Regions from separate parts of the Homo sapiens genome. Here region 2 is linked to region 1. Evidence: chromatin contacts called from ENCODE Hi-C or POLR2A ChIA-PET data. All regions are on one chromosome and are shown on one strand. The core of a region is the stretch at or near the end of the contact, and the rest is flanking DNA. Distances in the headings are between cores, read along the strand shown. Region 1 holds the start of ZNF701 (zinc finger protein 701). Region 2 holds the start of ZNF841 (zinc finger protein 841).

Region 1 (3,145 bases), core at 468-2,967:
TAAAAATACAAAATTAGCCTGGTGTGGTGGCACATGCCTGTAATCCCAGCTACTAGGGAGGCTGAGGCAGGAGACTCGCTTGAACTCGGGAGGTGGAGGTTGCAGTGAGCCGAGATCGCACCATTGCACTCCAGCACGGGCAACAAGAGCGAAACTCCGTCTCAAAAAAAAAACCAAAAAGGGTTGCGGTGACCCAAGATCACACCATTGCACTCCAGCCTGGGCAACAAGAGCGAAAGTGCATCTCAAAACAAACAAGCAAACAAACAAACAAAAAGCAGGGAAAGAGGGTCAGCTGTAGAACTAAGACATAAGCAAACTTTTTCAATCAAGAATGCTTGGGTGGCCAGGTGCGGTGGCTCACGCCTGTAATTCCAACACTTTGGGAGGTCGAGGCGGGTGGATCACCTGAGGTCAGGAGTTCGAGACCAGCCTGGCCAACATGGTGAAACCCCGTCTCTACTAAAAATACAAAAATTACCTGGGCTCCATCCTCACGTCTTATTTAATCTCTTGTTGCTCCTTCTCCCCAATTCTTCGATCGTCCTCAATCTCCATATATTTCCGCCTCTTATCCCATCTCTGCATCTCTGCCGCTCTCCCTGTTAAATTCTCTCTTCTCTGTTTTACCCCCCGTCCCCACTCTCTAGCACCCCAGATCCCCAGGCGTCCTCCCTGCTGTGGTTCTCCCTCTGTTCTCCTTGCCACCAGCACCACTCTGCTCTGTCTGCCCTGGCTCCAAATTCCTCCTCTCTCTCTCTCTCTCTCTCACTCTGATGAGCCTCCCTCTTTGCTGCCCCTCTCTACCTTGCTGTCTGTCCTTCATCTCTCTGTACATCTAGCTTTTCTCTACATTTCTCCAGTTGCTTTTCTCCTCCTGCTTTCTTATCTTTTTTTTTTCACTTTTGCTGTCTCTTGGCAAATCCCTCACCCATCCTCTACTTTGCCATCTGTTATGGGTCTTTCTCATTCTTCTTTTCTCTGTCTCAGGTTTTCTACTACTCTCTGTCTCCTGATCTCTTTAGCCCACACAATCACAGGAGGGTTTGAAGTAAGACGCCTGCATCCCAGAGAGGCTCATTTTTCAGGGGTTGGAGCTAGGCAGGCAAGAACACACCGTGTCACAGGACTGGCCCCTGGCACCTCCCCAACGCTGGCTCAAGGAAAGTGGTGACTGCTAAGGGGAGACTTGGGGTGCAGCAAGGCCCAGCATGAGGCGGGAGGTGGGGTGCGACGACGCCTTCGGTGGGGTCCACAAGATCCCAGCACCAGGCAGAGAACTCGGCCTCCCTGAGACTGGGATCGCGACGTTTGCGCTTCAGGCGCCTAAAGGTTGAGACTGGGAGGCGCCCAGGCGGAAATACACATCTCGGGTGAGGACTTTGAAAAGCGCGGGGAGGGAGGAGTTAAAAAACGGTTTTGAGCACAGAAACTACGCGATAGGAAGTGTATACAGCGCCCTGTAGCAGAAAGACTGGAGACGGGAACAGCCTCAGGGCGACTTTAAACACAAAAGGAAGCGACTTCCGGATTCCCAGGGGAACGTCTGCATTTGCTCTGGTTGAAGGAAGATGGGCGAGAATTTACAGGTCTGTGGTGACCCCACGTCCCAGGTACGGAAGTGCCGGGGATATGGGGAGTGCAGACTTAATACAACACAGAGCAAAACTCACCGCCGCGGTGCGACCTTCACTCCACGGGATCCGCTTCCTGGTCTGCGCGGATGTGTGCGCACAGGACTAAAGCCAGGCCTGGGTGGAGCCAACGAGAAGGTGGGCGGGGCCTGATCGAGGTAGAGGCGGGGCCCCAGGCGGAGAGACCTTGCCCTTTAGAACCGGCAGAGGGCGGGGCCGGGGCGGGACCTGTGCGTCTCTCAGCCTCGCTCCCAGCGACTCTATTTTTCGGGCTTTGGAGGCGAGAGCGGTCAGGAAGGCTGAAGCACGATTCGAAAGCCCTGGAATTGTCTGGAACGGGGATGCAAACAAGAATGTAAAATGCAAAGCCCTGCCTGGGCGGAACGTACAATTTCATGCTGACGGCCCACAGAACAGAACAGAAATCCTCTCCCTTTCTATTCTCCATTCACTCAGGAGGGAGAGTCCACCCTGTGCTCAGCTTCAGAGACTTCCCTAGGGCCTCCGCCTGGGATGCGCGACGGAGTGTTCAGGCCAGGGAGGAGTGAAGTCACCACCTACTGCTTAAACATAGCAGGAATGCGGCCAGGTGGGCGGGAGCCTGAGGGCCAGAGGCGGGAGGATCACTGAGCCTGGGGGTCCAGGCCAGCCTGGGCGACAAAGTAACACACCCTCCCGCAGGGCTCCCCTCATCGTCTCTTTTAATTTTTAAAATAAAATTTTGATTGTGTGAGATAGGGATACAACATTATTCTTTTCCATGTGGATATCCAGTTAATTGTCCCAGCACATTTGTGGAAGAGATCTATTACTTTCTTTTTTTTCTTTTCTTTTTTTTTTTAAGACGGAGTATTTCTCTGTCGCTCAGGCTGGAGTGCAGTGGTGACATCTCGGCTCACTGCAGCCTCTGCCTCCTGGGTTGAAGCGATTCTCCTGCCTCAGCCTCCGGAATAGCTGGCATTACAGGCACAGGCCACCATGCCCGGCTAATTTTTGTATTTTGGGTAGAGACGGGGTTTCACCATGTTGGCCAGGCTGGTCTCGAACTCCTGACTTCAAGTGATCCGCCTGCCTCGGCCTCCTGAAATGCTGGGATTACAGGCGTGAACCACTGTGCCTGGCCCAAGAAATACTCTTCACTTCGCTCTTAAATGTTGAGAAAATACAATTGAAAACTAAAAAAATCTTCCCCTAAATGAGAAATCATCTTCACGACGATAACAGAGAAAGAAATAAAAACTATTTTATTAATAAATAGGCCTTAGACCAGCATGTGATGGGAAATAGAGGACAGTTGAGAGGTTGAAAAGAGAGAAAGAAACTTCACTGTTCTATACAACCCAAATACATGTTTTCAAGATAAACACTGATCAGTCCTCAGGGAAGAGGACTTGACAACACCCTTGGTCACACATAATTCATCCTGGCTCTACTTGGTAATGGAGGTGACCATCTGTGTCAGCTAACTAGCATCATCCTGAGGGAGGGGGAGAAACCCTAACCCATGTATT
Region 2 (3,254 bases), core at 505-3,004, 470 kb after region 1:
AAGGCCCAAATATCACCTAAATATTATCTGAATCACATATGGGTGAGACACAAGGTGTGGTTCATCCTGAGGCAAAGTTTCTGCCCAGCTGTGAATCTGTGAAGCCAGAGAAGTTATCTGCTTCCAAAATACAATGGTGGGACAGGCATAGGAAACACCCTCAGCCCTGGAAACCACCCTTCTACTTTGTTACTCTGAATTTGATGTTTGTACTTAGCACGTGTAAGTAAGTGCATGAAGTATGTTTCTTTGTGTGTGTTGGGAACGGGTGCTCAGTGTCGCAAAAATCAACACTGAGACAAAGGATCTCTCAGCAAGGCTAGTTTACTTTCTGCAGAAAGGGTGCTGCTCACTAGCAGTCTTGCCACGAGAGTACACATGAACAAAAGAGAAGGGTCATTTATAACCTGACGCATCTGGCCGGGCGCGGTGGCTCATGCCTGTAATCCCAGCACTTTGGGAGGCCGAGGTGGGCGGATCACGAGGTCAGGAGATCGAGACCATCCTGGCTAACGCAGTGAAACCCCGTCTCTACTAAAAATACAAAAAATTAGCTGGGCGCAGTGGCAGGTGCCTCTAGTCCCAGCTACTCGGGAGGCTGAGGCAGGAGAATGGCGTGAACCCAGGAGGCAGAGCTTGCAGTGAGCCGAGATAGCGCCACTGCACTCCGGCCTGGGCGAAAGAACGAGACTCCGTCTCAAAAAAAATAATAATAATAATAACCTGACGCGTCCACCCTACTGCTGTGTCTGGTTTCCATTGGCTGGAATCGGACCCAATTCTGTGCTTGACCTGATTGGCTAGCACCTTAGAACTTCCCAAAAGAGGCAAAGGCAGAGGAGAACAAAGGAAGAGAGGAAGTAACTTGTGGAAGGCTGAGAGAGGCAAAAACACTTCCAAATAAGGAAGAGGAATAGGCTGTGACCTAATGCTTGCTTGGAACAATTCAGGCATGCCAGGGCAAATATCTAGGCTAAAATGTGGGAGCTAAGAACACAGAGTATATTGATTTATCTATTATGGCTAGCAGATATTTAAGAATATTAGCACAGGTCTTTGAGTAAATTTTGCTTCTAAGAGAGGTTACTATCTATTCTCAATTAGACTGGGAGGAAAGTCCCTTTGAAGAGGAACCTCTACTTATTTCATTTTCTACACTGTGTCTAGCACATTTCGCTTGGCATAATGTCTTCTGGGTTCCTGGATCCAGTCACTGCTCCACATCCAATCCCCACCGAGATCCCAGTTCCCTGACTACTGAGTAGCTTCAGCTTTTCTGGTAAGACTGGATGGAGTCCACCAGGCTCGGAAAAATCGGTTTTGACTTAAATCAGTTCAACTTGTTAAGAATAAATCATCTTAGTTTCCAGTATAAGTGGACCACAACTTTAAGATTCAACCTTAAATTCTGAAACATTAATTTAAAATGGGCAAGGAGCAACGCTGCTTCACAGGACAAGAAATAGTCACAAATACTCCCAAACCTGGAAAACAAAATCCTGCTGGGTGAGAGGCGGAGTGGAGAACAGGCCCCGCCTCGGCCCCGCCCACCCCTGGAGGCCCCGCTTCATCCCAGTTTTCGGTCCAGCCAAGCCCCACCTAGTCACGCCCCCTACCGCCCTGGGCCTCCCACCACCCTTTCGGGCCACTCCCAAGTCAGGCCAGTCTTTCCGCCCAGCCCTTTCCTAGTCGCGCCCCGCCTAGGCCCCGCCCCCAGGCCGCCCAGTTTTTCTTTCCGCGCCCAGTTTCCTGCACACCCGGAAGCAGATCGCGCTGGGGAAAGGCCACGTCGCTATGAGTGTGTTTCAGTCTACCTGGATTAAACGTTTGCTTCTCTTCGTCTACCTTGATTAAACGTGCACTTCGCAGTCCTCGGTTCTCCATACCCGTGACCTGGGGATCGCTACGGACCTTAAAATACCCGCAACAGCCCCTTCGTCCCAAGTAAGTAGGAGAATTGCTTCCCTTTCGGTTTAAAATCTCTCTGAGGCCGTTCCTTGCTCTCTGCCTTTCTTCCTTAGGACCATGTAGACAACCCCATTCAGGTAGTGTTCCCGCTTAAAACCCTCTGCTTGGGCCCCGCGCCAAGTCGAGTCCTCATTCGGGATGTGGACTAGCGCCCTTCGCGATCCCCGAGCTCCTCCGTCGTCTGCCCCTGGAGGGGAGCGCCCACTGTCCGGCTCCTGAAGGAGCCGCTTCTCCTCCCACGTCCTGGGATTCTGCAGACCCTCCCTGTCGTGAGACATCGTTCTCCGCGCCACCTCGTGTCGTCCTCACGCCGGGTCCTTCCGCTCCCCAGGCTTCCCCTTCACAGCCACTGCTTTTCTTGACTCCCCGTTGGGACAGGTTACCTGAGTCTGTCTTGTGACACCCAGTGTTCTTCCTTCCCAAATTTTACTCCACTGGAAAATGTGCTCTTCCGGGAGGTGGGCATCCTATTCCTCCCCTTTCCTCCCGAATGTGTGGGTGAGAGGGATCAGGAGAGGAAAAGACGGGGAACGACGGAGCAAAAGGAAAAACTGAGGAGAAAAGAATGAGGGAGACCCATAAATACACGGCAAAATGGATGATACTTTAGGGACTTGCAAAGAGAGCAAGAGTGAAAGAGAACGGATGGAAAAAGTAGCAGGGGGAGAAAAGCACACAGAGAAATTTAGAAAAAAAGGGGACCTTCAGAGAGATGAAGGGCAGCAAAATAGAGTGGGGCGGCAAAGGAGGAGGCACTGCAGACAGACAGACAGTGGGGAGAAGGTGAAAGAGTTGGAGCCGCGGCTGACAGAGCTACGTGGTGCTGGGACTGAAAGAGAGGGAGAGAGGGCAGTGGGTGACAAGCAGAGTAGAGGGAGAACCACAGCAGGGAGTAAGCCTAGGAAATTGGGGGTGCTAGAGAGTGGGAACAAAGGAGATGTAACAGGGAAGAGGGAATTTAACAAGGAGAGCAGAGAGGGAGCTTAGATGGGGGAAAAGAGGCAGAAATACGTGGAGATTGGGGACAATCGGAAAGATTGGGGAGAAAGAGCTACGAGAGGTGAAGTAAGTTGCAGAGCATTGGGCAGAACAGACATAAAAGAGGGAATAAAGAAAGGGGTGCAAAACAGAAAAGGAGAAAAAAAAGACGCTCAGAATGAGAGAGGGAAACACATAGCCGTGAAGAAAGCGGGAGAGGACCCCATCCAGATGCGTGACAGTTGATTGGATATGGATGGTGGTTGTAATATATTGATTTGTGGCTTTATACTCTGATTTGAAATATG

Evidence for each region. Hi-C counts contacts between places; a loop is a spot of excess contacts on that map. ChIA-PET counts read pairs that join two places held with the same protein, here RNA polymerase II (POLR2A). Pooled maps may share reads with other maps.
Region 2: a loop to region 1 is called in a map of pancreas, with 7 times the contacts of the local background. The contact joins the promoter of ZNF841 here to the promoter of ZNF701 in region 1. A Hi-C loop is called at or near these places in 1 of 168 maps with a recorded cell type or tissue (pancreas) and 8 of 50 pooled maps. POLR2A ChIA-PET finds 5 or more read pairs at or near these places in 1 of 52 experiments (B cell).

The regions. Positions count from the first base shown.
Region 1 is chr19:52,568,859-52,572,003 of GRCh38, reverse strand. It overlaps ZNF701 (zinc finger protein 701), which reads right to left and starts at 1,717. Exons shown (of 4, transcript NM_018260.3): 1 at 1,674-1,717. RefSeq lists enhancers at 680-1,288, 1,449-1,698, 2,508-3,117.
Region 2 is chr19:52,094,265-52,097,518 of GRCh38, reverse strand. It overlaps ZNF841 (zinc finger protein 841), which reads left to right and starts at 1,754. Exons shown (of 7, transcript NM_001136499.2): 1 at 1,754-1,944.